2 separate regions of the Homo sapiens genome follow, and region 2 is linked to region 1. A link is an interaction called in ENCODE POLR2A ChIA-PET data of the cell type or tissue named here. Cell type or tissue: IMR-90. All regions are shown on one strand. Each heading gives the region's core, and the rest is flanking DNA. Links, peaks and the distances in the headings are about the cores only. Region 1 overlaps ARID1B (AT-rich interaction domain 1B). Region 2 overlaps ARID1B (AT-rich interaction domain 1B).

Evidence for each region. ChIA-PET counts read pairs that join two places held together with the same protein. Peaks named below come from ENCODE experiments on the same cell type or tissue, not always from the same donor. Only the 100,000 strongest peaks of a DNase experiment are listed, where the experiment ranks them.
Region 2: POLR2A ChIA-PET joins it to region 1 with 17 read pairs; 9 of 35 experiments call an interaction of 5 or more read pairs at or near these places.

Annotation. Positions count from the first base shown.
Region 1 is chr6:156,831,649-156,847,751 of GRCh38, forward strand. The region is part of intron 2 of ARID1B (AT-rich interaction domain 1B); the gene reads left to right. Among named protein-coding and RNA genes, the nearest start is that of MIR4466, 60 kb to the left of the region's middle. In IMR-90, for the core only: no CTCF peak of the experiment used is centred there; a DNase peak (open chromatin) is centred at 8,133.
Region 2 is chr6:156,901,405-156,917,507 of GRCh38, forward strand. ARID1B (AT-rich interaction domain 1B) reads left to right here. Exons shown (of 20, transcript NM_001374828.1): 3 at 1-121. Among named protein-coding and RNA genes, the nearest start is that of MIR4466, 130 kb to the left of the region's middle. RefSeq lists enhancers at 12,094-12,594, 16,051-16,103. In IMR-90, for the core only: no CTCF peak of the experiment used is centred there; no DNase peak of the experiment used is centred there.

The sequences.
Region 1 (16,103 bases), core at 3,490-11,489:
AATTTTCTTAGCTTCTTCCATTTATTTAATCCCTGTGACTCTTATACACTTTTTAAATCCAATGACTCTTAGATTTATTTGAAGGGACAAATTGATGTAGGTTGCCCATCAAGTATTTCAGCAAATTTTTAATTAAGATTTTAGATTGGATATTTTACTGCTAACCAAAAGAAATACCCAATTCTAATTAAGCACAGATCTTTCTGATAATGAAAGGAAAATAGTATATCTGGTAAGAAATTGAATATCCTGGCTGCAGAAGTGTGGAAACTTTCATAATGAGTTAATCAAAGTCATGGGTCTAAATAATCTGTATTGCCTTTTTACCTTTTCATTTAGTTAAATACAGCTTTGAAATATAGTATCTTGTTTTAAAATTTAAAAGGCTAAAAATAACAGAATGCACTTTTGAATGTGTATAACATTTTAAAGAAGACATACAGCTTTTATAATACCAAGGTCATGTGAACAGTTCTTAATTTTTGAAATGGAAAAAAATAGTGAAGATTTAGAGCAAAGGTTATTAGAGCATATACATTCATTTTGTTAGCTTGAGTCTGTGTTCTTTGGGGAGGAATTTTCAGTGAATTGCTTTGTTTCTGCATTTTGGATAATTATAAATTTGTTCACAAACAGGGTCCTGGCACTGTGATTGGCTGCTGGTCCCATCCATCTTCCCCTAGGATTAATGTAATTGGCTAAGCATTGTTGTAGTTGTGGCTAATAATGTTCTTCAGGGAAAAAGTTGAAAGATAATTATGACATTGAGTATTTATTGAGTGGACATCACCACCTAGGCATGACTTTGCTTTGGATGGCTTCCAGAACGTTCTGTGTTTGGTTTGTGAACCTCTAATGAGCTGAATCCAGTTCATTTAATATTGCTCGTATATTTCTGCACAGGATTAAAATGCAGGAATTCAAGTTTGTAAATTGAGTTGCCCACTTACCAGCTGAGTGGTAAGTTGTCTTTGGCTCAGGGGTCACAGTTTGATTCCTGGCTGGCGTTCTGCTCCTGTGATATGAATTTTAAATGAGTATTTTGTTAGAAAGAACTGCAGTGCTGATGTGAAATTTAACATGGAGAGGAGTATCACTGTTTATTTTTTGTCTCTGAGAGTCTGAAGGAACTGGCCACTGACTGTGTTTGATTTTAGTATTACCCTGGTGATCTTTGATTTGTATGGTGATAATTTTGTTTTTGAGATATACTCGTGACTGGATCTTTGAAGCATGACGTGATAATAGTACATCATTTTAGTCTTTATTAACTGGAACTAGATTTGTGGTCTTTCACTTGCCAGTTCTCCCACATCATCAGGCAAATACATGGCTAAACAGATTAGTTTTGCACGGTGCCCTAAAAACTAGTCTACTTGGGTTTTTGTTGAGTTCAGGGGGGAAATGAATTTTCTATGCCTCTGTGGAGAATATTCTGCCTCCAGGCTTCTGGAATTCAGACATGGGGTTGGTTAACAGAAGTACATTGGTTGATTTCATCTATTAGACAGCTACACAGAAGAGGCATAATTTTTAAGGTTACTAGAATCTGACTCTGAGTTTTTCAGATTAAAAAAAAAACAAACCTTAAAGACACCAAGATATTCTTTGCTGGATCAGGAATGCAGGTTTTGTTTCATTTTTCTTATCCTTCGTGATCATAAATGTACACCTAGGCCTTTACCAACTTGTTTTAAATAAGATTTTAATATAAAACGGCACCCAGGAGAAATAGCTTACAGAAGCTGAGTTATTTATTTGTGTCAAGCAGATTTCAATTATGTAGACTGAGATTTTTCCTGAGTTTTTTTTTGTAATTGGGTTGATATTTTAACTATTCTTGCAGGTGTTTGATAATATGATGCCTGTTGGAATTATAAAACAGGGCAAAAGGAAAAAAAGCAAAATGAGAGATTGAAGTTCATGAGTGCTTTTATGATGGGAAAACATGACTTTTTTAGTTTTTAAAGGCATACATGTATTGCGAAGAACTTTATAGCAGGAACATAGAATATGATCATTGTTTTGAAATAGAAAATGGCAAAATTAAATATAAACTAATTATTTTTGTTAAGGTGATTCATCTGAACTTATTACTTCATATTGAAGTAAAAACAATTCAAAACAGGTTTCCTTGAAGAGGGCTTGAAAAAGATTTGTATTCTAATTTTGCTGCATGTTTTTTGAGTAAAATATTTATTTCAGAACATAAGCATTTTATTTGGTACCCTCTTAACAGCCAAAACACTTCTTCCAATGCAAATGTTTATTTTGGCAGCAGATGTTTCTAAAAAGGAGACAAACATTACAATTGTTTGGCTAAAATAAATGTTTCCTTTGGGGTTATTAAGGCAGCCAGGCAATTTCTAGGGTTTCCACCTGTGTTAATTTATATTGTTGATCTATTCTGGAAAAAAATGTGTTTCTTTTAAATGTAATTAAAGCCACGTTTTGATATAGTTTGCATGAGAGCTCTGAAAAGTAAGGATGAATGGGGAGAGGAAGACTGGTTTAAGACTTAAAAATTCCAGAGTTTTTCATCATGAAATGTTTATTATGATTCAATCTTTGAATCCTAAATATGAATCCAATAGTCAGGGCTTAATTTTTGTTTTATTTAAAAAAGAGCCTAGACTTCCTATGTTTGCGACTGTGATGGTGTGTCCAGGATGAGAAAGGATAGATAACTTGACTAAGTATAATGGAGAGGAATGGGTGCCTGGTGCCTGTTTTACATTCAGACTCTTAATTTTTTGAGTCTCTATATTTACTTAAAGATGCCCATTCATATCTGTGTGCACATGTACGCTCCCACATGTGTGTAAAAAACAGAACATTCATGTGACAATGGCATTCTTGTGTAATGAAACGTGTATATGTATATTAATTTATATGTTAAACATATTTGTAGATATACATATATAAACACACAAATGAAATGAAGGTGAACATTTTGGCCAGTAAAATAATGAAATGCTATGAAATTTCACTATGTTGTTTACAGCATTTTCATACATTCGTGTTCTGTACTGAGACTTGGAGCCGAGCTGATTTGCTTGTACACCTGAAATGTTTGGAGGCCCTTCAGCAGATTGCAGATTTTTATAAATAATGGCCTTTCGTTGGCCACATTTTGTCATGGTTTCCTCAGTTGTTCTTCAGCAGTGAACATGAAGGTATTTAAGGTTTACCAGCAAAATACATTTATACCTCACATTTCTGCTTCCAAGTAGATAGCAGATGCTACTGGCTGTGATGCCAAAGCTCCCTGTAGATGGAGTTTTGTACTAAGAAAATATTTTTGGGCCGGGCGCGGTGGCTCACGCCTGTAATCCCAGCACTTGGGGAGGCTGAGGTGGGCGGACCACGAGGTCAGGAGATAGATAGAGACCATCCTGACTAACACAGTGAAACCTTGTCTCTACTAAAAAAATACAAAAAAATTAGCCGGCGTGGTGGCGGGCGCCTGTAGTCCCAGCTCCTCGGGAAGCTGAGGCAGGAGTATGGTGTGAACCCGGGAGGCGGAGCTTGCAGTGAGCCGAGATCTTGCCACTGCACTCCAGCCTGGGTGACAGAGGGAGACTCTGTCACAAAAAAAAAAAAAAAAAGAAAATATTTTTGAAAAGATTTGTAAATTCCTATAATACCTAACTGGTTTTGTGTACTTTTTATATTGTATTTGGGTTTAAACATATTTGAATTGTGACATTCTTGGAATGATATGTTAGAAGAGATCATATTTTAAGTTAAATAAAGATTTTTAAATCTTTAGCCTTTTTCCGAAAAGTGAGAGAAGATCAGATTTTACCTGAAAGTTTAATGAGAAAATGTGAGATGATTTCATTTTAATATGGAAAGCTGCTTTTATATTAGGATGTTTATATTGATACATTTATTTTTTATCTGTACATTTACATTATTCTCGATTTTCTAAGCTTATATACAGTATATAGCGCCTAGTACTCTGCTGGTAGTTTATACTGTTTTGTCATGTACACATGAGTTCCACTATGTATTTTACATATAGACTTTCAACCTAAAATATCTGTAAGGTTTTCTATTTTACTTTTGAGATGTAAATCTTAAATGTATGTTTTATTTTTATTTTTTAGAGACAAGGTCTTGCTCTGTTGCCCGGGCTGGAGTGCAGTGGCATGAACATGGCTCACTGCGGCCTTGACCTCCTGGGCTCAAACAATCCTCCCACCTCAGCCTCCCAAGCAGTTGGGACTACAGACATGTGCCACCATGCCCAGCTAATTTTTAAATTTTTTTGTAGAGACGTCTCACCATGTTGCCCAGGTTGGTCTCGAACAAGTGTGTGTTTTAGGTAGCACTGAATGAGTATATTTTAAATAAGTGTGATTTATTTGCTTTCACCAAAGAAACATTAAGCATGGTATTTATGTTAAAACGTTAATAATTCAAATAAAGGTAACAGTCGACGTCAGTAAAATGAACCAACCATATCCCTTCAGCGCTCCTTGGAAAACAAACACTGAACAACAACGGAAATCCCACAAGATAAATGGAAAGTTAAAGTGATTAAGTGACGTATCTTAGACAAGTGGTTCTCAAACTTTGCTGAATGTTAGAGTCTCCCGGGGCATTAAGAAAATCCCCCCACGGATGCCCAAGGATGCCCATATCAATGACACCTGACTGTGAAGGCCCTAATCTCCCGTGACTGCCCTGTGAGTCAGGGTATTAGAGGGAGGCTACGTGGGCAAGCGGGGGCAGCTCACACCTTCTGGAGACTTGGTAGTGATGCTGGTTCTTGGCCCACTCGGTGAATCAGAAACTCACCACTGACCCAAAGGAATGAAATGGGCCCAGAACCAGGAGCTGGGATGGTTGAGTCCTTGCCTGTTAAAGTCTAATCTGTGTGTGATACTGGGAAAATCTGGATCTCACTGTGCTCCTCTGCCAGATGAGGGGGTTGGACTATAAGACCTCTCAGCTTGGATTTCCCCTTTAAAGTAATATTAAGTGAATGTCTTTTCATTTCAGTATTAGATTTTTGTTTGTTTGTTTGACATGGGGTCCTGCTGTGTCACCCAGGATGGAGTGCAGTGGCACGATCACGGCTCACTGCAGCCTTGACCTCCTGGGCTCAGGTGATTCTCTCACCTCAGCCTCCTGAGTAGCTGGGACTACAGGTACATGCCACCACACCCAGCTAATTTTTAATATTTTTGTAGAGACAGGGTTTTGCCATGTAGCCCAGGCTGGTTTTGAACTTCAGGACTCAAGCGATCCACTTGCCTTGGCCTCCAAAGTGCTAGGATTACAGGCATGAGCCACCATACCCAGCCTCAGCATTAGATTTTAAAGTCTTGTTATTTCAGCAGTCTTGTGAAATGTATGGGTTGATGCTTGACAAATTGTATTAAGATAACTACTGACCCACATTCTTTTTAAAAGAGAAAGAGGTGTTTCTTTCTTCTTCAAAGATTAGCAAATTGTTGGTATCAGTCTAATAAATTATTTTCTAATTCTTAATTTTATTGTTTTTTAAATGAATGTATTCTCATGTAAGTCTTTGTTCTGCAAGAACCTGGTATGTGTTAGATGTGTAGAGTGCAGTCTGTCCTTTTTGATAAGTAGAAAATCTTAAGGTTGACATTCTTGGAATCACAAAAGGAAGCAAAGAGAGATCTAGCAATTACTCATTTTTAAGACATTGCTACTTTCTAAGTAGTTCTGAAAACAAGTATATATTGAACAACATTGGGACAGATTATATAAAGTGAAGTCCGGATGGAAACACGTTTCAAGATTTATGTTCTGTGCATTACCTTAACTCTTTAACTCTCATGAGGTAGGCTAGATGGCTTTGTTTTTGTATTTTAAAAAGGTTTTTTTTCTAAAGGTAAAAAGTTTTTCTTTTATGTTAATAGCCAGCCAATAGTTAAATTCTTAATGGCAAAAAATTCTTTATGGCAGTTTGATTATTTTTACATGTAATAAATTTATTAAAGCTATTTGCCCTTATTATAATTTTGAAAAGGAACTTTAAAAGTTAAATCTGTAGTTGTGAATGAAATTAAGAAAACTCTTAAGCTGAGAGGGTGCAGAGGAAGAAGATGGGTGGGAGCATGTGAGGCAAGTAGGGGATTATAAAGAAGCAGCAGCTTTATAATCTGGCTCTCCTCCGCAGAGCCAGAGAGCCTTGCTTAATCCAGGCTTCCTCAGGCCTCGAGAGCAACTCTGCAGTTGGACTCAAGTTTAGAAATGTTTGGGACGTCCTGGATTTGAGATCTGAATGTGGGTAGTGTGCGTGTATAACACAAACATCCCTTGCCTGCTTAAATAGCCCCAATCCAAAATTTTGGTCACTAGATAAACAGCAGGAGTTACCCAGCTTCCCAATTCTTATGGAGAAGTGTGTTTAATTTAGAAAGCAGACCATATTCCAAAGAATGAGCCAAATTCATCTCCCTTTATTGATATTGACTTGGTAAGAGCATGCTTATTTTATTTTATTTTATTTTTTTTAAATAACTACCAAGCAAACCAACCAGTAGAATTGGCTCTTCAGGGTTAGTCAAAGGCAAGGATCCAAGTCAAGATCTATAAAACACCAAACATTCAGAAACAAAGTCAGACTAATGTTAATAGCAAAAATACGCAGGTATTAGAATTAAAATGCAAAAACCTGTCATTGCTGAGGTAATTAAGTTTTACTTAATGGTCCTGAGACATGGTATAACCAGCCTCACTTGGATAGTTGTAGTAGCTAGTCCTCAAGAGAGCTGGAGACAAACGTCTTTTGGAAGAAAGCTTCAGTCTGAGATGCACCACAGAAAAGACAGCTGTGCAGGGATGGTTTTCCAGCCTGAGCTGCCAACGATAGCGAGAGCGTACCTGAAAGCAAGAGCTCTTAAAACGCTCTAAGTCACCGAAGCCTGTCGGTGGGAATGGGAGGATGGGGGAGGGATAGCATTAGGAGAAATACCTAATGTAAATGATGAGTTGATGGGTGCAGCAAACCAACATGGCACATGTATACCTATGTAACAAACCTGCATGTTGTACACAGGTACCCTAGAACTTAAAGTATAATAATAATAATAATAATAATAAACAAAAAAAACCGCTCTAAGTAAGGATTAGATGTTTCTTTATAATCAGTATCATAATCATTGTTTCCAAAGAGAACTGGGAAAAGGTAAAGCCCAGAATAATTATTGGCCTATGGGATCTGTGACCTCAGATACTCTCTTAAAAGGGTCAGCCAACAAGGAGGCTTCCCTTTTTTTCAATTAGTATATTACCTTGAGATTTCCAGTAGGATCTTCAGGCATCCCAATAGTCATTTTCCAGACATCTTAAGGATTTACATCTCTGGAGGTTCTCCTCAGTGTCCTGGGCTTCATGGAGAAATAGGGCCTGCCTTCTTTTCTTCCTACTTGTGGGTCCTGTGCCATTCGTTAGGGGTCATGGAGATGACAAGGTCTTACTCTTCAGTAATTGGCCAAAATTTGATGGTTAGTGTCTTAGTTTCTTTTCTGTTGCTGTAAAAAAAATCACAGACTGGGTAATTTATAAAGAAAGGAAATTTATTTCTTATAGTTCTGAAGGCTGAGAAGTTCAAAGGCATGGTGTTGGCCTCTGGTGAGGGCCTTTTGCTGCTTCACAACGTGGTGGAAGGCATCACAGGGTGAGAGGGTAGTAGCGTGCTGGCTCAGATCTCTCTTCCTCTTCTTATAAAGCCTTGAGTCCCATTGTAGGGAACCTCATTCTGATGACCTTATCTAATTAATTCCTGAAGTCCCTACCTCCAGTCAACATATGAATTTGGAGATTAAATTTTCAACACATGAAATTTAGGGGATACATTCAAATCACTGAGCAGTTGGGGAGAGGAGGAAAGACTAGAATCCCCTTCAGCTGCCAGGAAGAGCTAATCTCTTTCTCCCCTAGTGTCTCTGGCTGAGTTCTCACCCATTCTTCTTCCTCCTTGGCGTCAAAATAAAAGGATGGGAAGAGTGATAACTTAGTCACATCACTGGCCCTTAGTCTTCATGGCATCTGATGTATCACAGCACACTTCCAGGAATGGCGGTTAAGGGGTGCTTCACTGCACATACGCAGCAGGCCGTGAGAGTGATAAGCACACAGTGGAGAGTGAGACATGAGGCTCCAGGAGGGATTCCAGCTCTGACCAGGAAATCACCACTGCTGCTGAAAGCCACCAAGGTCTGGCAAGGAGCATCATGCAGTGTGCTTACTTCCAAATCAAACTCTGCTATGATCTAACAAAGAATTTAAGTCACGTGAATGCACGCAGGCTGCAAGAGAGGCTGCGAATTTGAGTTCGGATTTCTAAATTTCGGAGGCAGAACTTTGTGGTTGTTAACTCTTTGTAGGGAACACAGAATTGTTCTCGACAGTTCCAAAGTTTTTCTTGTGTAGAAATTTCCCTCTTCAGTGTCGCCTCCTGTAGTTTTCCTGTCTCAATACCTGGTAGCTTCTTCCTTCCCACCGTCTGGGCCACAACCCCTCCTCTGTTTCTCAGCCTTTAAATCTTTTTCTTGGCTTTTCTCAGCCTTTTTCATCTGTTCTGACCTTTGCGTTTCCTTTTCCTCCTGCTGGGAAGTCTTGCAGGGCTTGCTATCTGAGTTCCTTGAGACATTTCTCTGACTTAAGTAAAATTGCACACTCCCACTGCCTCCTGCCCTGTTCTGTTTTCTCCAGCTCTCTTATCCCCTCCTGAACCTCACTTGTCTGATCCTCCCGTTAGAACATATGGCCTAGGCCGGCAGGGACTGTTTTCCACGGGTGTGGACCCATCGTCTAGAGCCGTACATGGCATTTCACAAACATTTCCAAACTACTAATGAAGAAGTTGCCGAATCCTAGACTCTGGCCAGTGAAATCTGTCCAGCTTGATGCAAAAATGTCTGTGTGCTTTAGCCGTGTTATCTGCCACCCATGGTTCGCTCCGAGATTAGGCTCATTCTCCAAAGCTTTCATAGTTTTCACTAGAATCCCGGTGCCCAGGTGCTCTGAGAACAAAGCCTGCAGACAGCTATGGGGCTGTGTTTTTAATGCTGCTTTTAGATTCCTAAGGAAGTTTTGATGCCTGAGAGATTGTTCTAGCTGAGTGGTTTTCTGTCTTGCTGTCTTGCTGTGTCATGTCCGGGGTCTGTGTTTCTTCCTCTCTGATTCTAACCCCATTGAGTAAATTGGAGATGGCTGCTACTCTGCTCTAAGGCCCATTATGTCTCAGAATGATCCCTTGCACTGGGTGTAATACCTCAGTCTGGAGAAGGTTGAGTTGGATTTGGTGTACCTGTGATGGGAGCTAGGTTCTTCATCCCAACACCAGTCATTCAACAGTGCTTACTGAAGAAAGTCCCCAAGTAGTTAGGATGCCGTACATACAAAACAGATGTTTTTCTGTTAGGGATTTGCTGCTGGAGGGAAGAGAGTTCTACCACATGTGGTGGAAGAACAGGGCCTGGAAGATGGGCTTTGAGCCTCTGTAGTGAGAGCACAGTTCACATCCATGTTTGTGCTGGGATCACGGAAAGGGCTTTTGATGGCATTTTAGTTCTCTGTCGCTGATCATTTGGACCCAGACTTGATTTTCACAGTGCTTTATGGGGGCTGCTGCCATTATGCATACACTGCATCGTAGCCCATTTCCAAAGCAGAGGTCATGGCTACGGCTGGAATGAGAGTTGCACCTCGGAGTAGAGGAATGAAATTTAGGTTGAATTCTTAAAAATCATCCCTGTGTGCTTTATTCTAGTTGAGAATCTTTGATAGACATATAATTTTGATGATGATGATGACAGGAATCTAGTGCCTTCATGTAAACTGTCACCATCACAATTGTCTCCTCTCTGGACCCAATTTCTTATTTGTAAATATGAGAAGTTGCCTCTGGATGACAGTAACAATAACAGCAATCTCTGTGCCAGGTCTTATGCTAAGTACTTTTACATGGATGTTCTCCTTTAATCCCTGCCATGTTTCTATTTATCTCCATTTTATGAATAGTAATAGTAGCTCATGTTTATTGAGGGCTTACTCTGGGTCAGGCACTTACTTGTTTTGCTTGTTTTATATGGATTAACTCACCCAGTCCTCATAACAGCCTCTGAGACAGGCATTGTTATATAGTCATCCTCATTTTACAAATGAGGAGGCTAAGGGGAGGGGTTACTCAGGCTGTTCAAATTTACATGCCTACTAAGTGCTATAACAAGCATTTCAGTTCCTTAGCGCCTGAACTCTGGGCGCACGCTAGCACTGTTTTATGATTCTGGTAAAGCTGGAATCCTTGTAACTGACACTGGAGTTCCTTTGAGTTTTTAAATAATAAGACTGATTATAATTAAAGTAGCCTCATTTTGACATTGAATATTCGTTTCACGTAAAGTCTTTTGTGACCTTTAACAATTTGAAAATTGAATGTTACCTACTACGTCTATCACACTTAGAGGAATTTTTTTGAGGGGAAATTCACATAACATAAAATTAACCACTTAAAAATGTACAGTTCAATAATGTTTACTGCAGTAATAGTGTTGTACAACCACCTCCTCTGTCTAGTTCCAACATTTTCACCACCCCCAGATGAGACCCCTGGATTCATTACGTAGTTACTCTCTGTTGTCCCTCTTCCCCCCAGGCAACTGCTAACCTGCCTTCTACCGCTGGATTTACCTGTTTTTGATGCTTCATGTAAATAGAATGATATAATATGTGACCTTTTGTGTCTGGCTTTTTTCAGTTAGCATACTGTTTTCAAGGTTCATCTCTTGTGGCACGTTCCAGCACTTCATTCCTTTCTATGGCTTAATAATCTGTTGGATATATGCATCACATTTTGTTTATCCATTCATCCATTGATAGACATTTGGGTTGTTTCCACCTTTTAGCAATTGTAAATAGTGCTGTTATGAACATTTGTGTACAGGTATTTGTTTGAATACTTACTTTCAATTATTTTGAGTATATACCTAGGAGTAGAATTGCTGGATCATGTGGTAATTCTATATGTTAACTTTTTAAGGAAGTGCCAAACCATTTTCCATAGTGGCTGTACCATTTTACACTAGAAACAGGATTTTATCATTGGTCTGTTATTTACTGAGACTCTTAAGTGCCAGGGAATCTTGCCAAACCCTTTTCATATATCATTTCCTATAATTCTCGCCAAATCCATGAGGTAAGTAATACTACTCACTTTGCCAGTGGGGAAACAGAGGTTAGGTAGCTTGCCCAAGCTGATACAAACTCTAAGTAGAGAATTCTGCCTTTCTATTAGATAGTAGCCTTAAAGATCCTCCAGACCAGCCTTGCTGTGTGTGCAACACATTCCACTGGTGTTAGGCAAGGTCATTTTGGGTGGCACATAGACACAGCATTACATAACCTGGAGTTCTAGAGTAGGGTAGTTGTTCTCTCATTGGTGTTAGTACGCGGTAGCACCCTTCCAACACTTCATAGTGCCTCCCACCCCATTTCCTTTTTCTGAAGAACAGGCCTGTGTCTATACCTTGGGCAGCATCAATATCTGGTTAGAATGTAACCATTATTGTATTGTCTTCATGGTATTCATTTTTTCTGGTAATCTTCTGTTTATGACGAGTAGTATTATTTTATATATATGGTAGTATGCAAAGTTTTAAAATACAATTTTTAAATTAAAAAGTGTTTCACTGGAAAGAAAAACAGTTCATGCTGTAAGTTAAGCTTACTTACTTTGAGTTTAACTCAGCACATGTATTTTCAATGTCTACAGTTGTTCAGTCCTGTACTAGTCATGGGGAAATACCAAGACAGCCGTAACTGGGGCTTTGCTCCAGAGGACCACGGCAGGGACACTCTGCAAAGAGATATGCTGAGTAGTGCGCACAGGTAGGGATGTTTACCCTGGGGCTATGGTAACACCGAGGGGCACACCTGGGCTGGGATAAGGACAGGAATGTAGGGGGGGTGTTAGGCTGTATATGTGAATCCAGACTGATTCTAATAATAATATGTATTTACTAAATTTTAAAAATTGGTATTTTGCAGTTAGATAAATGCCATTATCTCATGTGTCCATTGCTATCCATAGCTATTGTTTTGGTCGAATAAATTGAGAGAATATTATTAAGGTCTTTGACAGTTTGCTCACTTAGTTGTCATCAGATGTTTACTGGTAGCCCTAAGTGGGTGAACTCAAAGTACATCATGGGAGCAGACACGTACCAGGTACTTGGATGCAGTGTGAGGAGTGCTGGGTCAAGATCTATGGACTATACTCTGGGAACACCTGAAGCTGCATGGGGTGGGGAATAGGTGCCCCTAGACCTGGATCTTGCTGTAGGAGTTTGCTGGGTCTGGGGAGAGAGGCATGTGTTCTTGGGGAGTAGGTAGAGTGTGCTTTTCAAGTTCAATTAGATTGTAAAGGGGTCTTTGTGAATTTTACAGAATTTTTCACATTTTCAGTTTACACATGGTTATGAGCATAGAATCAAGCTTTCTCCCCTTCTTGCTTCCAAATTTTCCTTTCATCTTTGTTCTGCTTTGGTGCTTCGATGGATCAGTTCAGAAAGCCACAGGGCTGCCGCTTACAGGCTGGCTGGATCTTGTTTGATTTTTTGTTTTGTTTTGTTTAAGAAGAGAAACTGTTTCTTCATACTTGGAGCAAGCGCTCAGGCTTCCAGAGTGAAGAAAATTCCTACTCTGTCTGTGTATCCAGAGAGGATGGAAGTGCAGTATGTCTCTAAACATTGTTTTGATAAGTAGACTTTTTAAAATTGGTATATGATTTCTATTAACCTTACTTTCTTCTGTATCAGAGTGCATCATGCAATTATAGCACCTCTATGGCAGTTAAGTTTATATATAAAGAATTAACATTTTGCTTTGCAGTCTACATTGCTGGTGACTTTTGCCTTTGGAAATAGGAACTTGCCAAAAATCTAAAGTAATGTTCAGGCAATATACTCAACACTCTGAGTGTTTGTTCTGGTGTGTTTAACCTGGTGAAGGATGATAGGGAAATAAGTAAAGAAGTGAAGTTTTGAATAAAAACTGACTGCCTTGCCCTGTATTTCCTTTTCCCTCTATCATCTTTCCATATTATAACTTTTGGTTAAATCAACTTTCAGTGTTTATGTTAATGTAACTATAAAATAACTGTCTGTAGTTGAGTCATGGACTGCAAGTATATTTCCTTACTGTACAACTTTCTGTTATCCAGGAGTTGATAACTGCCCATTATTTTACGTTTTAAGAAATGTATACATCACCAGTTTATCCTCAAGCTCTGATAGAACGGTGCACTTCCTCTCAAGATGGTGGAACCCATTAGTTACTTAGACTCTGAGTGAACAATTTTTCATGTTCATGGATGACCATCATCTTTTGAATAGCCTTCCCGTGTCTGGGGAGATGTCCACATGTAAAAAGCTCTGTCTCCGTAATTTAGGAGACATCTTCAGCCGGGGATGCATTCAGGTGGCTTAAGTTCTTTTAATTAGACCAGCCATACTGGACTTTTATTTGGAAGTAAGCACTTTGCATGTTGTTCTTTAAATTTTGTGTGGCTTTCAGCAGCAGTGGTGATCTCCTGGTCAGAGCTGGAATCCCTCCGGGAGCCACCTGCCGCATTCTGCATTCTGTACTTTATTACCCTCCTGGCCCGCTGCGCATTCGGAGTAAAGCATCCCTTAACTGCCATTCTTGAAATTACTTTGACCTCAAACCCTGTTTTCTGAATTCCATGTCTTGTCTTTATGTAATCCTCGTTTTAGTAGGGTTCATCCTGTAGTAGCTTTGTAGGAAGGGTGCAGGAGATGTGCGTGTCTCTGCTTGTCAGAAAGGTGGCCTTAATGGGTGGATTGGCTGAGTGTAGAATTCTAGATTGGATATAATTTTCCCTCAAAAACTGTTGTTCCCCCACTGTCCTCTGAGCTTCTAGCATGTCTGTTGAGAAGTCCAGGGCCCCTTCTTTGGTATGTCACTGATTGTTTTTCTCTCTGGAGACTTTAGAAACTTGATCTCCTTGATTTCTAAAATGTGGATGAACTTTGGAGTTGGTATTTTCCATCCATTTTGCTAGACTCATTCAGTATTAAACTTGGTGCTATTTTTTTCTTCGTTAGGGGAGGGTATTATTCCTTTGATAATTACCATATCTTTATTTCATTTGTTCTTACTATCTATGAACCTTATTAGTTGGGTGTTATAAGTCCTGGATTAATTCTTTAATTTTTGAAACTTTTTTTCTATCCTCCTTTCATCTGATTGCTTTTTTTGTTGTAGTTCCTGGCAGATGTTTGTTCTGTTTTTGTAGTTTCACTTTCCATGAACTTGTTTTGTTCACCAAATTTTTCTTTTTTATACCATCTTACTCTTATTTCGTGGCTACAATGGTTTATCTTGCCGACGACAATGTTGGGATTCTTTTTGAAGGGCTCCTCTGCAGTGTTCCTGGTCCATATTTCCTTTCAGCCCTTCACCTATACGGTCTTTCTGGTTGGAGGCTATTTTTTTTGTTTGTTTGTTTGTTTTTGAGACAGAGTCTCACTCTGTCACCCAGGCTGCAGTACAGTGGCACAATCTCCGCTCACTGCAACCTCCGCCTCCTGGGTTCAAGTGATTCTTCTGCCTCAGCCTCCTGAGTAGCTGGGACTACAGGTGTGCACCACCACACCTGGCTAATATTTTTTTTTTTTTTTGTATTTTTAGTGGAGACGGGGTTTCACCATGTTGGCCAGGCTGGTCTCAAACTCCTGACCTCGTGAACCACCCGCCTCGGCCTCCCAAAGTGCTGGGATTACAGGCTGAGCCACCGCGCCTGGCCAGAGGCCTTCTTGAGGTGTCTGGTGGTCCTTCGCTTTCTGCACATCTGTAACAGCCAGTTCTGAGAACCGATCGGCACGTTGTGTGTGTGGACGGGGCTGCGGTGGTGGGGAGAGGATTGGGCCATCTTGTTGGCAGACCCTAACATGCTGCTATCTCCCCCTCCCCAGTAACTAACTCATCGTTGACTCTCAGAGGAGAAGTCAGGGTGTCTGGAGAGCTGGAGGCTGACTGGGGGACGGGCCTGTTACGTGTTTTAACTGAGTCCCCGTTTTCCATGGACTCGCCTGCTGTGGCCCCTCCAGATGGCAAGTCCTCTTGACTTCCTACAGGACAGGTGGGGATTGGGAAGGGGGATCTCTGAATTGCTCCCTACAGATTGTTTACCCAGCCCCCCGCCACCCTCTGATTCCTGTCTTTGGGGTTCTGCACTTTAATTAGCTTGCTTCTTATCCTGTCACCTAGAACAGATTAAAACTTTAATTATCACTTGTCTTTCTGCTTTTCTCCTTCCAAAATTTTTTTGACCTTTCTTATCTGTTACCATCTCACCTCATGTTTTCTTTGCCCTTGTGGTATTTGTTTTTATTTCTTTACTGTCATTTTAATGGGGTCCCATGGAAGAGTAGAGAGAAACATGAGCATTTAATCTGTCTGTTTACCAGAAACCTCTGCAAAGGCATCTTTAATAAGCAGTTTTTTTTTTTAAACCAACCTGTTTTCTAATAGGTTTTAATACTGTGCTATCTGGTAATGTGCCAGAGTTTTCAGTGTCTCAAGGAATTGGTAGACTAAGAATAAACCTAAGAATAAATGAATTAAACAGCACAACTGGAGCGTCTCTGGCAGGGAACCTGGTCTGAGGAGGCCATGTAAGGGTGGGGTGGCCTTTGTTTAGATTCGCCAGGAAAAGCTTCAGGGAACTCAGGAAGTGCTGCTCAGGGGAAAGGGTCTCCCAGCTGTGTTTAGGACCCAGCGAATGGGAGATCTGAAGTGGGAAGGCCGGCCAGGCTCTCCCACCATCCAGAGGCAAAATGAGGTCTGGGTCTGTAGAGAACATCCCCAGTGAAGGGTAAGAGAGGAGAGTCCAGCTGAGATAGACGATGGGAAGGAAAGAGAGTTTTGGAGGTTTCTTGCAGATGAGAGCAGATATATTTTAATGAGGATGAAGATGATCCTAGTGTTGTAAATGTTAAGGATATCTTGAATGTGTTTACATTTGGTAGTTATTAACACACGTCTGCAGGTAAACATGATTTTTCTGGTTATCCTTTGCCTTTAGGAGAGAA
Region 2 (16,103 bases), core at 3,631-11,630, 70 kb after region 1:
GAGTGGTTACTGCCAGCAGGGCCAACAGCCATATTACAGCCAGCAGCCGCAGCCCCCGCACCTCCCACCCCAGGCGCAGTATCTGCCGTCCCAGTCCCAGCAGAGGTACCAGCCGCAGCAGGTGAGCACAGTGCACTGCCCCGCAGGGCCCTGTTTTCTCCACCAAGGCAGACCCGGCTCTGAATCATCTTCCTGTCCTTTATTAAAAATTATGTTCTGGTGGAAAAAAAATTAGTTTTGAGAAAATGCATAACTGTAACCTAATCTAACTCCATCTCTCCCTCCGTCTTTTCCCCTTTTGAGATTGGAGGGTGAGAAGAATGACTGGTTTAATAGCTGCTTGCATTACTGGTTAGTGGCAGCAGAAAGTGTCAGTCATTGCTTGTTCCCTGTCATTTGTGTTCTGAACCTTTCAAGAAAGCACTCTGCCACTTTGTTAAGGCTTATTCAGGAGAAGGATTTTATCAATCATTTAATCCTTCTAGTTGGCACGTGCATGGTATTTTTATCTTGACCTTTGTTTTGTTTTGTTTTAATGGTAAGTGCTACTTTGTGAAAACATTGTTGCCTTTGACTGTGTTATTCTATTTAAACTAGCTTATAAGTAGATATTCACTTCAGTTGCAGTATATTAAAATACTAATTGGAATCATGTACTTTAAATATATCAAGCAGTTTCTAGTTTAAATTAGTCTCATTAAATACTCCTTTAGGTTACTGGGTTATATATTTCAGCTTACAGAATTTGTGGAAAAATAGTATATATGTTATTTGATAAAATGATTCAGTTTCCTTATGTTTTAGAGACTGTCACTCATGAGTGACATGAAAAGAAGTAGTGAGTGAGGGACTCTTACTCTGAATCCAGATAAAATGTTCGTAGCACATCCAATCATAAACATCAAAATATAATTTTCCATTTTAATACTTCCTTCCTTCTCTTTTGTGTGGTGGAGGTGGCAAAGAGAAGGTGAACACATGTAGCATCGACTTTTTCCTCTTTAAAGGACTTCTTTTGTGGCTTGAATAGATCGTGGATATTAAGCAAAATAAATAAATTTACGGAGCTTAATTTTAATCAGTTTGGCTGGTTTCTTACATATTTTCTTGGGTTTGTTGGAGTCCCTTTCCGTATGACTTACTAGAGAATTCTAAAGAGAGTTTATGATTTGAAGCAAAACATGTTAAAACAACAGCTAGGATTCGAGACCCAGTACAATCTTGTTTTTACATACATGTATTTAAAAGCTTGAACCCGGGAGGCGGAGGTTGCAGTGAGCGGAGACCACATCACTGCACTCCAGCCTTGCAACAGAGTGAGACTCTGTCTCAAAAAAAAAAAAAAAAAAAAAAAAAAAGTAACATCTGTGGGGTTTGTAGCAGTAGGAATGTACATCATTTCATAGTTACCTGGTCAAGTCTTTTATTAAAGTGTATGAAAATTTTAAAACACTTTAATATAATTTCTTTTTAGATGAGCAAGGCTGGTATCTGGAGTTTTGATAAAGTTATAACCTTTTTCAAGGGGCTTTCAGAGCCTTATTGAACTTATCTGTAGACACAGAGTGTTTTGTCATGTCATCAAAATTTAAGGAGTCAATAGATAAATTATATTACTCATTTGACTGTAGTGTGCTGAAATGAATCTCTGATCATAAAACCGATTTGATTAATGATTCTAAATGCCTGTCATTTTCTTCAAGACCAAGCTCAAAATTTACTTCCTTTAAAAATTATTCACTGATGACTTCCAGCACATGGCAATTAGTTATTTAATATCTTTCATATTTAAATATTTAAAGCATACTACAAGTAAAATCTTATTTTAATGAATATTATTTTAATGTGCTTAGTTTCAGTCTATCTTATGCTTTGATTATTGCTATCATTTTATTGATTTGAATACAATAAATTATATGGTAAATACTCTATAACCATGACTTTTTAAAGTAATTGTAATAATTTTTGTATATTCTGAATAAAACCAAACATTGCTCAAAATACATTGGAAATTTTTTCTTGGGTTTGTACTCCCTAGCTATAAAATGTCTGAGTTATATTCATTGTGGGGCAGAGAGGTGAAAGTTGGAGACATTTGAGTGGCCTAATCAGATGGTCTGGTTTGACAGGAACAGTCCTGGATTTTAGGGAGTTGGATGGGAGATAGATTTGGAAAGTTTCTCAAAAAAGTGATAACTTGCATTATAGATATATTTAGCACCTCCAAAACCTAAGTAATCCCCCTAAATCTATCCTGAAACAAAGTAAAAATTACCATTAAAGTATTATCAAAATCAAGCTAAATCTTAATAACACTGAATTCATATACCTTTAAAAACTTAAGAAGCTCAACCATATTTAACCAGCTAGTATTTCATAACGACCAGAACATTTCTTTATGCAGTCTTTCCTTTTGTTTTCAAATGTGGTTTATGTAATCTCTTGCTTTTGTATAAGGCAGGCAGTTAGCAAGTATTAGTAGTACTTGGTGTCTTGTTAATGCGATTGATACAGATGGTATAATTTTAGGGTTCCATCAAGATACCTGACTTTGTGTCTTCAATATTTTTCATATGTTTAATGTTTTAACTAATCAATACATTTATTGGTTTGAAAAAATAAAAAGTACAAGGAAGGGATTCCGAGAAAAGTCTCTTCCCGTCTTAGTTCCCTCTGCCCATGTCACCACCCCCGTTCTTGACTGGATAACCATTTATAGTTTATTGTATGTTTTTCTAGAGTTTCTTTATATCAAGAAGCACAATACCATACTTTTATTTTTACCCTATTTTTACACAAATGATGGTGTATATAGTATATACTACATGCCTTCTTCCATATTTTTTTCCTCATCCCCTTCTTTTACTCACTTAAATATATTTTCTAGAGATCTTTCCAAAGGAGCACATACAGCAATCCCTCATTCATTTTTATAGCTTCATTACATTTTATGGACATACCATGATATATTTAACCAGTTCTTTTTGATGGACATTTAGATTAGTTCTGGTTATTTGAATTGAAACAATGATGCCATGCTAAACTTTGTGTATGTGTCATAAGTGGGCAGTAATATCTGCAGGATGAATTCTGGAAGCCACAGTGCTGGGCAAAGGGTGTGTGCATCTGCATTCCCAGTGGGTATTGCAGGTTGTAGCCAATTCACACTCCCATCTGCACGTGAGAGGACTCTTCCTACATATGTGCCAGTAGCATGGCTTTACAAAGCTTCTGGATTTTTGCCAATCTGGTACAGATTGAGCACCCTAAATCCCAATGTCTGAAATATGAAATGCTCCAAAATCTGAAACTTTCTGGATGCCAACATGACACCACAAGTGGAAAATTCCATATTTGACCTCATGTGATGGATCACAGTCAGAACACATGTAAAACATTGTTTCAGTCACACAAGTATTTTAAAACATTGTATAAAATTGCCTTCAGGCCATATATGTAAGGCACGTTTGAAACATAATGAATTTCATGTTTAGTCTTGGGTTCCATCTCTAAGATATCTCATTTGTGTATATGCAAATATGCCAAAATCTGAAATACTTCTTTTTCTAAGCATATAGTTTTAGTTTACATTTATCTTGTTATGAGTAATGTTGAGTGTTGTCTTGTGTATTTAAAGGCATTTGTGTTTCCTTTTTCCTGAACTATAAATTTATATATATTTTGAATTTTCTCTCTTCAGTTGTTGGTCTTTAAAAATTATTTTTAAAATCCTTTGTATATTAGGGAGACTGGGCCTTTGTCTGTAATATGAGTTATTAACTCCAGAGGACTGGAATCAATAGAATAGAATAATAGAATAGAATCAATTGTGCTCACATATGCACGCACACACACACACACACACACACACACACACAGATTTATTATAAGGAATTGGCTCATATGCTTATGGAGTTTTGCATTTCCGAAACCTGCAGTATGGGCTGGCAGGTGGTAAGCCGATGGTCTGATGAAGTCAAAGACAGCTTGCTGGAGAATTCCTTCTTGCTTAGGTGGGGCTGGTCTTTTGATTATAGTTAGGACTTCAAACTAAATGGATAAGGCCCACCCACATTATGGAAAACAATCTGTTATTCTCAGAGTCTCCGTTGAAATTGTTAATTCCATTTACAGTACCTTCCAAGATCACATGTAAAATCAACCATTGCAGCTACCTTTCCCTGATGCCACTAAAATCATTAACTGAATTTCCTTAGGTATATGGTGTTTGGGGTCATTTTGGGATTTCTGTTATTCTCCATTGGCTCTTCTATGAATGCATTAGTATTGTACTGTTTCTCTATTATCTTTTAGTATCTGATGGGGTAGTATATCCTCATTATCCTTCTTTTTCAGTTGTTGGTTTTCTTTTTCCTTTTGCTATTCGTATGTGCTTATTTTTTCCTATAAACTTTTTCTTTTTTTATCACGCTATTTTCTAAGAATTTTATCTTTTGTTATTGTTATAATGGGATCTTCTGTGAAACAGGGTACTTAGAAAAGAATAAAGATAAGACACACAGAAGCACTTTACTTGAATAGCTTTTTCCTTTTTGGAGCCCACTGACCAAAGATGAGAAATATCCCTGTAATAAAAAGATGTGTTTGTTTAGCTTAGGTGGCTGCAGGCCAGGGAGGATGCAGTCCTGAGGAGCCCCAGGAGCACTGTGGAAAGGGGGAGGTGGGGCTGTAGTAGGGTTGGGGTGTGTGTTAGATGACTCTTAAGAGGGAGTGGCATCATGAGGAGGGGTGGTCCTCAACTGGCTGCTCTCAAGAAGCTGGGGGTACTTTTGTGATTAGGTATTTTAATTTTTATCTAGGAGACAGGAGGATTGAAGTGGGGCAGGGTTGTCATTGGTAAAGAAGCACCAGCCACCTCATGCCTGTAATCCCAGCACTTTGGGAGGCCGAGGTGGGTGGATCACCTGAGGTCAGGAGTTCGAGACCAGCCTGACCAACATGGAGAAACCCTGTCTCTACTAAAAATACAAAATTAGCTGGGCGTGGAGGCGCGTCTGTAATCCCAGCTACTCGGGAGGCTGAGGCAGAAGAATCGCTTGAACCCGGGAGGCAGAGGTTGTGAGGAACTGAGATCGTGCCATTGCACTCTAGCCTGGGCAACAAGAGCGAAACTCCATCTCCAAAAAAAAAAAAAAAAAAAAAAAAAAAAAGCACCAGCCACTTAGAAAAAGAAGCGGGGATGTTTGTCATTTTTGTCATCAGCAAGTGGCCTTGGGCACCTGTTGTTTCGGGCACTGTTGCTGTGCTGTAGAAACCATGCAGTCCGCTGGCTCTTCTGCCTGGTTTTCCAATGCTTGCCTTTGCCCATTTCCACTCCACCATCCCTGCCTCTCCTGCATGGGATAGCTTTCCATCTCTCCATTTGTTGAGGTACTTTTCAGTTTCTTTTATAACATTCTTCAAAAAGAGCTGCTGTATTACTTTTGTTAGGATTATTCTTACATACCTTATTTTTTGTTGCTATTGTAAATGGTATCCTTTAAAAAATTACATTTTCTCATTGTTACTGGTGTATACAAATGTAACAGACTTTGTATATTAACTTTGTGTGTGTGTCCAGCCACCTTTTAAATTCTTGCTAATTCTGCTAATTCTAGTGATTTGTGAAGTCTCAGGTTTTTTAATTAAAATAATACTTTAAAAAATCACTGCCTTCCTGCTTTTTTGCCTTTCTGCAGACTGGCTCCCCTGTATGCATTCTTTGAAACGGCTGGCTGTTCCTGTGTTATCCCTGATTAAATGAAGGCTTCCAGCATTTTGTCATTTAATACAATGTTTCCCCTTTCTTTTCTTTCTTTTCTCTTTTCCCTTTCTTTTTGTAGCTGTCCACTGTTGGGCTAAGGAAGTTCCCTTCTTTTCTAGTTTGCGAAGAGATTTTTTCATGAGTGGATACTGAATTTTATCTTCCGTCTTTTTTGAATCTATTGAGATGATCACTTTGTATGTATTGAGATGATCACTTTGTTTTTACTTATAATCTGTTTTTGAGGTAAATTACCTTTTAAGTATCAAATGAAACTCACATTCTATAATAAACATAGCCTCATGATATATTGTCTTTTTTATTCATCACTGGATTCAGTTTACTAACATTTGTTTTAGGTTTCTTGAATCAGAAATTCATGAATTAGACTGAACTGTAATTATCCTTGTTAGGTTTTGGTATCTGTACTTTTCGAGCTTTGAAAATGAATTGGAGGCCAGGCGTGGTGGCTCATGCCTGTAATTCTATCACTTTGGGAGGGCAGATCACCTGAGATCAGGAGTTTGAGACCAGCCTGGTCAACATGGTGAAATCCCATCTCTACTAAAAATGCAAAAAAAAAAAAAAAATTAGCCAGGCATGTTGGCACACATCTGTTATCCCAGCTACTTGGGAGGCTGAGGCACGAGAATTGCTTGAACCTGGGAGGCAGAGGTTGTAGTGAGTCGAGGTCGCGCCACTGCACTGCAGCCTGGGCGACAGAGCAAGACTGTCTCAAAAAAAAAAAAAAAAAAAGAATTGAAGATGAGTCCCTTTTTTAATTTACTGAAAGAATTTGTGTTGTTATCTGTTCTCTGAATGTTTAGTAAAACTGTTTATAAAGCTATAAAGGGTTGTATAGCTCTTTATCTTTACCTTTTGTCTTACCCCTGATTTTTCAACTTTTTTAGTAGAGATGTTGAGGTCTTGCTCTACTGCCCAGGCTGGTCTCTAACTCTTGGCCTCAAGTGATCCTCCTACCTTGGCCTCCCAAAGTGCTGGGATTACAGGCATGAACTACTGTGCCCAGCCATTTAAAATTTTTGATTTCATTTCTTTTGTCAATATAGGCATATTCAAGTTAAAAATTTCTTCTTGTGTGAGTATTGCTATATATATATTCCTATGTATAGGAATTTGTCCATTTCATATAATTTTTCAACTTTATTAACATAAAGTTCGTAATAGCCTTTATTACTTTAATCTCTGTACCATCCAGAGTTAAGGCATTTTAATTCATAATGGTTTTTCTTCTTTTATTCTTGATAAAACCATTTCCAAAGTGACTTGGTCTTTATTGTCTGTATTGTGTGTCCTTGTAAACAAACTTAATGAAATTCTTCTCTCACCTTGATTACGTCTTGCTTTCTACTTTATTGATGTTTATTTTGCTGTTCTTCCCCCCCGCCCCCACTCAAGTGAATGCTTACTTTATTTGAACATTTTTTGTTTGATGAAGCTAAATATGAGACTAAAATTTTTTCTCTTAAGTACTGCTTTGGCTGAATCTTTCAACTTTTGATATGTATCATTTTTGTTCTCTTTTAGTTCTAAGAAATTTCTTGTTTTTCTAAATTGCTTATTTTTTTTTGAAGACATTTTTATTGAGGCCTGGGTTTGCATTCTGTTTCCTCAGAAGGATTGATTGGTCTTTGCTTTTGCCAGGTGCCTATGGGTACCAGTTATCTTGAACAATGTTTTGTGTTTGATTTTGTGAAAGTTTTATTACAAGAAGAATATACAGATACACAGAATGACATAATGAGCACTCCTATGCCCTCACGTAGTTTTAATATTACCAATATTTTCCCATGTCTGCTGCCCTGTCTCATCTTTTCCTCCTCTTCCGACTTTCTTCAAAGTATTTTAAGTCACAGATACATTTCTTCTCAAAATCATTCTGTATGTGTGTATAAAACGTAAGGGCACTTCTTTTTTTTTCTTTTTTCTTTCTCTTTTTTTTTTTTTTTTTTTTGAGACAGAGCCTCGCTCTGTCGCCCAGGCTGGAGTGCAGTGGTGCAATCTTGGCTCACTGCGGCATCTGCCTCCTGAATTCAAGCAATTCTCCTGCCTCAGCCCTGTGAGTAGCTGGGATTACAGGCGTGCACCTCCACACCTGGCTAATTTTTGTATTTTTAGTAGAAACGGGGTTTCACCATGTTGGCCAGGCTGGTCTTGAACTCCTGACCTTGTGATCCACCTGCCTCGGCCTCCCAGAGTGCTGGAATTACAGGCGTGAGTCACCGCATCCGGACAAGGGCGTTTCTTATATAACAGCAGCTCTGTTACCACATCTTATTAAATTAAATATAATTCCACTTGTCTACAAACCTAGCCATGTTCAGATAGCCCCAGTTGTCTTCAGAATACCCTTCTGTATCATTCGTTTCAAGCAAAATTTAAACAAGATTTATTACATTGATTTGGTTCTGAAGCCTTTTTATCTAGGACAGTTTCTCCTCCCCAAAATTTGTGCCTTGACCTCTTGAAAAACCTGGGTCAACTGTCCTGTGGAATGGCTTTATCTGCCAGTTTTCTCTTGATGTGGCTTAACTTGCTCATCTGTTTCCTGTACATTGCAAGTTAGATCCACAGGCTTGAAGATAAACATTTTATTTGCAGTCGTTGAAAATCATGTTCCCAACATCTTAGGCCTGCCCTTGTTCACAGGATGGGTCTGTGATCCTCCTTTTGAGCGAAGAGCCTCTAGGTGGTTCTAGCCCCCACCTTTCTTGTGACCATCAGCTACAGCTGAGGCTGAAGAGACATTGTGATGGACAGATAAAGCTTCCCTTTGTACCCTCTCCAAATTGCTCACTAACTACATTGGTGAGCACAACACATGCTGGTGACCCTAGGCCACTGAGTTTGGGGTGGTTGTTACCCGTCATTTCTGACTGACTTGGTCTGGATGCTTCATAGGCGATGCTGTGCGTTTATTGTATCAGATTGAGCGTAATGTTTGGTTGTCCCACAACAGTGAAGTTAAGATTAATTAGAGGGTTTAGGTGATGATGGTCTCTGGGGCTGTTCTAAATGAAGTATCTTCTTGAGGTTTTGTAGACCACACCATTAAGTGTTAATTTTGACCAGATACCCTGGTGATGGTTAGCTTGTGGTTGCTATTTCTTAAAGGAGCCACTTATTCCTGCTACCTCTGCATATCAAGTTCAAGACAGGTATTTCTCTTTTCTGTTTAGTGGGGTTGCAAGCTCTTAAATGATGGGTATAGCCCTTCTTGGTCCTTAATTTAACTGAGAGGTGTTGTCTTGTATTTTACTCCCTTTTGGCAGGCCCTGGACTTCCTCTCCTTTTCCCTGTTCTCGAATAGTTGTCAAAGGGAAAGTTAGAATCTATAGCAAAAGTTGGCTTCTATTGCTCTCTTGGTTTCTCTGTTCTCGGTCTGCTCTCTGGGTGTTCTTCATGTTACTCACATTTATGGCAAGTCTGGGATTCATTTAAAAAGGATTAGAAAACGCATTTTATCCAGTATTTTGGGTTTTTCAATCAATAGCTATTTAGAGCATCTAATCTGCCATACTGCTGGAACTGGTAGTTTCATGTTTTCTAGTTGTTCCTTTGGTATCCTTTATACAATTGGAAACCATACAAATATGTAATGTTTATGATAGATCATTTAGAACATACAGATAATACCTTCTCATTGTTTGAATCAAACTTTTCTAGTGTCTCCTTTATTCTTTTAAAATAAAGTTCTTAGGTAATATGAGCTCTCCCCACACAAAATTTTAAACAAAATTAGAATAAGGCACTAACTATATATGGAAAATGAAAAGAAAGAAGTATATAATAAAGTATTGTATGCTTAATTAAACAAATATTTAGGCATACTACTTTAGAAGACTTGTGAAATAGATGCTTGATGTATATGTGTGATCACTGTGAACTTGACAGCTACAAAATGAGATTGATATAGGAATGTTGCATTGGCAACTCAGATGTCTCCAGCAGGGTTGTCAGTGGTGATGTCATCTTTTGAAATGATGAGCAACTGTTGGCAAAGTTCTGAGCAAAACAAAGTATAATCTTCCCTCAATATACGTGATGGTTTTGTTTCTGGAAAATTTATTATGTCATAAGATGATTTTAAGAACACCTTGTTCTTCCTTGCAAAATGGAGTTGGGTTCTAGACTCAGCTAAATAATTAGTTTTTTTTTTTTTTTTTTTTTGCTTTGTTTTTAAATATACCCAAACTTTGGCACTTTTGAAAGTAGTGTCGGCTGTGGCATGGTGATCTTTTCCATCAGTCACTCTTACACATTGCAGGATAATCTAGCATTCCTACCCTATAGCCACTGTTTAAATGCATTTCTGTGTCCTTGTGACAACTAACTACTCCGTTGAAATTTTGTCACTACATGTGTTATATATGTCCTTAATTTTCCTGAAATTCATATGTAAAGTGAGTTCCCTATGTATAAAATTTCAAACATGAGTATGATTCCCTGAATGTAATGGAAAGAGGTAGGAAAGGACAGAAAGCTGCCTATAACACATTTGTGTTTCTCTTAAGTAAATGCTCAGGCACTTCTCCATTAGAAGGCTTGTGAGAGAGTCAGAGGCTTGTGCCTGGGTCTGTGGGAGCCATGGACTCCACAGGTGCAAACGAGGCTGCTACAGATGTGTGGGATGAACAGCTCAAAACCACGAGCAGGCATAGAATCCATGGGATCAATGACCACACAACAGTAATTATAGAAATGAAAGTATAGAAGACCACTTTAAATAACATGCTCACAGAGTTGTTAGAAAAGGTAAGTTACCCCAAAGTCTGGAAATGTTATAAATTTGTAAATAAAATACAAATACATAGTAAAAACTGGTAAGAAAGTAAAGATTTCTTTTCTTTTGCTTTATTTGTATTTTCTAAATTATCTACATAAACATGTAATGCATATATAATATTCTTAAATGTTGTGTAAAGGATTCCACGTTACCCATTATACAATGTAAGGAATTACCCATTCCGGTGGCAGACTAGGTGCTCTCAATGTCTCTATTGATCAAAATATCTAAAATGCTGGCTCAGTTCTTCAAACTAAATGAAACAGTGAATCAAACCTCTTTTTTTTTTTTTTTTTTGTTTAACTGTTTCTTATGCCCCTCCTGTCATCCCTTTCTTCCTTACCCAACTAAAATTCCAAGCCCATCATTATACTCGCCCTCACGCTCCTGCATGTACTCTTAAATACTCACCAGCCCCATCTTATTAAACCTATTTATGCAAGCCTGATGAAATCCACTTTTGTGCCCACTCCAGGTGAGTGGGATGGGGAAAGAGGGAGGGAAGACCCTGCTATTTATTTGAGTTGGTGACCACTGATGTTAGATCATCCTTGCCTTGTAGCTTTGCATTTCCCTAAGGCTATTTCAGATCTCCCTCTGTCTTCAAACCCAAAAGGCTTAAGCCCTGCCCCTCACTCTGAGCTAGTGAGGCTGCTTCCTGTTTCATTGAAGAAATCAACACAAGCAATCAGGAGAACTTAGAGGTACCAGCCAGCCTGTGTCTGCATATCATGTCTGCCTTCTGTGATGTACACACTCTGCCAGAAATCTCCTTGTTCCTCTGGAAGGCTGCTCTGTGCCCTTGGTCCACTCAAGTTCTTGGTTTTTCCCCACACCATCCATTTCTCTGTCCTTCCCATTGGCATTTAAACATGCCATCATTTCTCCCACCCCAAACAAAACAAAACAAAAACGCCTTTCTTGACCGAAACCACAAGCCTGTTTTTCTCTTTTCTTGTATTCCCCATTTGCTGGTATCCCTTGAATTTACTCTGTCTAGGCTTTTATTTCAACTATTCTATTGAAATGGCTCTTTTCATACTTTCTTTTTTTTTTTTTTCACTTGCTTTGTAAATTGAGAGGTAAAATTGTATGTATTTACTGTGTACAATGTGATGTTTTGAAGTATATATACTACATTGTAGAGTGAGTACATCTAGCTAATTAACATATACATTACCTCACATAGTTACCATTTTCGTGGTAGGAACGCTTTACATCCACTCAACATTTTTCTTTTTCTTTTTTTTTTTTTTTTTGAGACAGAGTATCGCCCTGTCACTCAGGCTGGAGTGCAGTGGCGCGATCTGGGCTCACTGCAACCTCTGCCTCCCGGGTTCAAGCAATTCTCCTGCCTCAGCCTCTTGAGTAGCTAGAACTACAGGCACGCGCCACCATGCCTGGCAAATTTTTTTATATTTTTAGTAGAGACAGGGTTTCACCATATTGGCCAGGCTGGTCTTGAACTCCTGACCTTGTGATCTGCCTGCCTCAGCCTCCCAAAGTTCTAGGATTACAGGCATGAGCCACCTCACCTGGCAACATTTTTCAAGAATACAATATATTATTAACTACAGTCACCATGTTGTACAACAGATCTCTTGAACTTATTCTTCCCATCTAACTGAAATTTTGTATCTTTGATCGACATCTTCCCAACTTCCAGCCCACCCCAGCCCGTGGTGCCCCCATCCCACTCTCTACTTTCCAACAACCAGCCCGCCCCAGCCCGTGAGCCACCATCCTACTATCCACTTCCCAACTCCCAGCCCATGCCAGCCCATGGTACCCCCATTCCACTCTCCACTCCCCAACAACCAGTCCATCCCAGCCCGTGAACCACCATCCCACTCTCCACTTCCCAACAACCAGCCAACCCCAGCCCATGAGCCACCATCCCACTCTTCACTTCCCAGCAACCAGCCCATCCCAGCCCCCGGTGATCCCATTCCACTCTCCACTCCCCAACGACCAGCCCATCCCAGCCCATGGTGCCCCCATTCTACTCTCCACTCCCCAACTCCCAGCCCTTCCCAGCCCGTGGTGCCCCCATTCCACTCTCTACTCCCGAACTGCCAGCCCCACCCCAGCCTGTGGTGCCCCCATTCCACTCTCCACTCCCCAACTCCCAGCCCATGGTGCCCCCTTTCCACTCTCCACTCCCGAACTGCCAGCGCCACCCCAGCCTGTGGTGCCCCCATTCCACTCTACTCCCCAGCTCCCAGCCCTTCCCAGCCCGTGGTGCCCCCATTCCACTCTCCACTTCTGAGATTACCTTTCCTAGAGGCCACATTTGAGTGAGATCATGCGGTATGAAACAGCTCTTTTCAAAGCCTCCAGTGTTCTGTTATTCAGCCTGATGGGTGATAGTCATTCCTTCCATCCTTCGCCTGTCATTAGGATTCCATGCAGCTGACGGTATCTTCCTCCTCGGAGCACCTGTCTTGCTTGGTTCCTGGGACGCCACCCTCTCCTGGCTCTCTTCCTACTTTGTGGCCGCTCCTTGCCTTTCCTTGCTAGATTTTCTTTATCTTTCTGGCCTCCAAATACTGGCCCATGACCAGGGCTCAGTGTTGGCCCCTCTTTTTTTGTGGCTCTACCCACCTTACCTGTATGATTTCTTTTACTTTCAAAGCTTTACGTATCTGGAGACTTGTGACTTTCATATGTACTTTTGCAACTTGGATCTGTCTTGTCCTTTCTACATCTATGTATGTCCAGCTCCTGCAGGTAATCACTAATTTGAATGCCCAACAGGCTTTGGAAAATCAACATATCCAAAGCGGGCCTCTGGCCACCCAGCCCTTTATCCACAAACCTGCCCTGTCTATATTTTCCCCCATCCCAACAATATGTATGTCAATCCATCCTTTCTGACCCTTTGAAATCTTTGGCTCTTCTCTATCAAGCCCACTTTTTTTTTCTTTTTTTCCAAATAATGTGTGTGGTTTCACCTTAAGAAAATAAGATTTATGAGTGGAAGGACTTTGTTTTGTCATTATGTCCCCAGCACCTAGGTCAATGCCTGCACAAAGTAGAAACTTAGTAAACATGGTGAAAATTGTTGATTTAATCATTCAAAAAATCTTTTTTATTTGCTGAAACATAGTAAAACATACTTTACAGTGTTGAAGAAGGTAAATGTTTACTGCTGGGTATTTAAATTTTGTGATTTCTTTTGGAATTGCAGATAGTGCTTTGTGGAATGCTTTTATAGCTGGTTCCTTTGTGCAGTATAGATGCATGTATGTGAGCAAACAGGCTTTCTTCTTTGATAGAATTGCTGGGCAAAAGAACAGGCACATTTTAGGCCAGGCGCAGTGGCTCATGCCTGTAATCCCAGCCCTTTGGGAAGCTGAGGTGGGTGGATCACCTGAGGTCAGAAGTTCGAGACCAGCCTGGCCAACATGGTGAAACCCTGTCTCTACTAAAAATATAAAAAATTAGACAGGTGTGGTCGCGCATGCCTGTAGTCTCAGCTACTCAGGAGGCTGAGGGAGGAGAATCGCTTGAACCCAGGAGGCAGAGGTCGCAGTGAGCTGAGATCGTGCCACTGCACTGCAGCCTCGGTGACAGAGCAAGACTCTGTCTCAAAAAAAATTAAAAAAAAAAAAAGCACATTTTAAAGATTTGGTTTTGGGCGGGCTCAGTGGCTCATGCCTGAAATCCCAGCACTTTGGGAGGCCCAGGCGGGCAGATCACTTGAGGCCAGGCGTTCAAGACTAGCCTGGCCAACATGGTGAAACCCTGTCTCTACTAAAAATACAAAAATTAGCTAGATGTGGTGGTGCATACCTGTAGTTGCAGCTACTTGGGAGGCTGAGGCAGGGGGATCACTTGAACCTGGGAGGCAGAGGTTGTAATGAGCCAAGATTGCACCACTGCACTCCAGTCTGGGTGGACACAGCAAGACTCCGTCTCAAAAAAAAAAAAGCCCCACCTCTTTTTTAACCAAATTCCTCTCTAGAAGGTTTTTTAACAAATTACGCGCCCCACCCCCCCAGCTCACTTTCCTACATTTTAATATATATTTTCCAGTGGTTCTTATTTTAAGTTTTATTTTTAGTGAGGATTTAACTGTTTTCTGAGCACCGACAGAATTAAAGAGCCCTCACAGAATTTGGAATTAGGATGGATCTAGGTGATGTGTTACAATGATGGAACAGATCGTGGAAATTCGATTGTATCAGGAAGAAGTACACAGTTGGACATTGGTAATTTTTTTTGATTTACTGCTGACACTGCGGCTCCATGAATTCCACAACTTCTTGTTGTTTACATTTTTGTTACCATTACCATTTCTTGTCTCTGCTGCTCTTTTTAGGGGGCAGAATTAGAACTGGAGTGAGTAGGTCTGGTTTATTCTTCCTGTTGTAGATAGAGGATAACTAGGACATCAGAGGTTCACACTGTGCGTTCATCAGACATCTTATTTACCCAACACTCGTCATTTCCTTCTTTTAAAAAGCATCTATTTTTATGGCCTTTAAAAAAAGCTATTTGAAGAAGTTGCTTCCATTTTAAAGTATTTTTACATCCTAGCTTACTTCCTCAGACTTCATTAACCGAGATTTAATACTTTTATATAGAAGGGGAAAGCTCCTTCAATGCTGTGGTTTAGTTTTTGTTTTGTTTTGCTCTAACGTTTCTGCTTGCCTTATGTTTCCCCGTTGTCAGGTCTCGATGCATCACATGCAGGTCTGCTTCCCGGTCCCCTCTTAGCAAGCTCTCATGACCTTTCTCTCTCCTCCTAGTACCTTTAGACTCAGAATCGTTTTCCTTTTACCTCTGACTCCTGTTCTGCTTCAGACTTACTCTCCTAAGATACTGGAAGAGACCTCCTTTCCTGTTAAGGCACACATTTCTCCAGGAACCTTCACCCATCGTCTCCTGGCAGATGTTGTGTGTTAAGTGTCAAGGCCAGTGTTCCAACAATCAGGTAACTCAAAGAGAGTTGCCTGGCCGCAGACAGGGGGCTGTCTGTCAGTACCCTTTCTTGTGACCGAGGTCTTCTGCTGGTCTGGAACAGTTGGCATCCTCGCACAACCCTGTCTGTTTTCATGGCTTTAAGGGACACTGTTGTGCCCTCATAGCCAGAAAAACCTTTTTCTTTTCTTAGAGAAGAGTTGTAGCAAGTAACCCTATTTAAGAAGTCACCATTTTTTTTTTAGAGAGTATGGATCTTTTTAAAAAACCTTAGTGTAAAGCAGCAACATAATTTCAAACTTGGCTTTTATACGTATAGTTTCTCTTCAAGTTGATATAGTTGTTTCGGATTCTTAAGAGAAATAATGGGTATTATGAAAGTGTACTTATTTACCTCAGGGTCTGTTGGACAAGCAAAACATAAACCATTTTATGAGCCCCTTTGGGCTTGGGACTGTTTTGCATGTGGGAATCTAGTGTTGAGTCAGACGTTGTTGCTGACCTAAAGGAGCCCCTAGTTGAACAGGAGGGTTGACGGTGCCGTGGGAGGGGTGTGTTTCAAGCTGTGATTCTAGTGTTGTGAGGCTTAGGAGAAGATGTTGATAA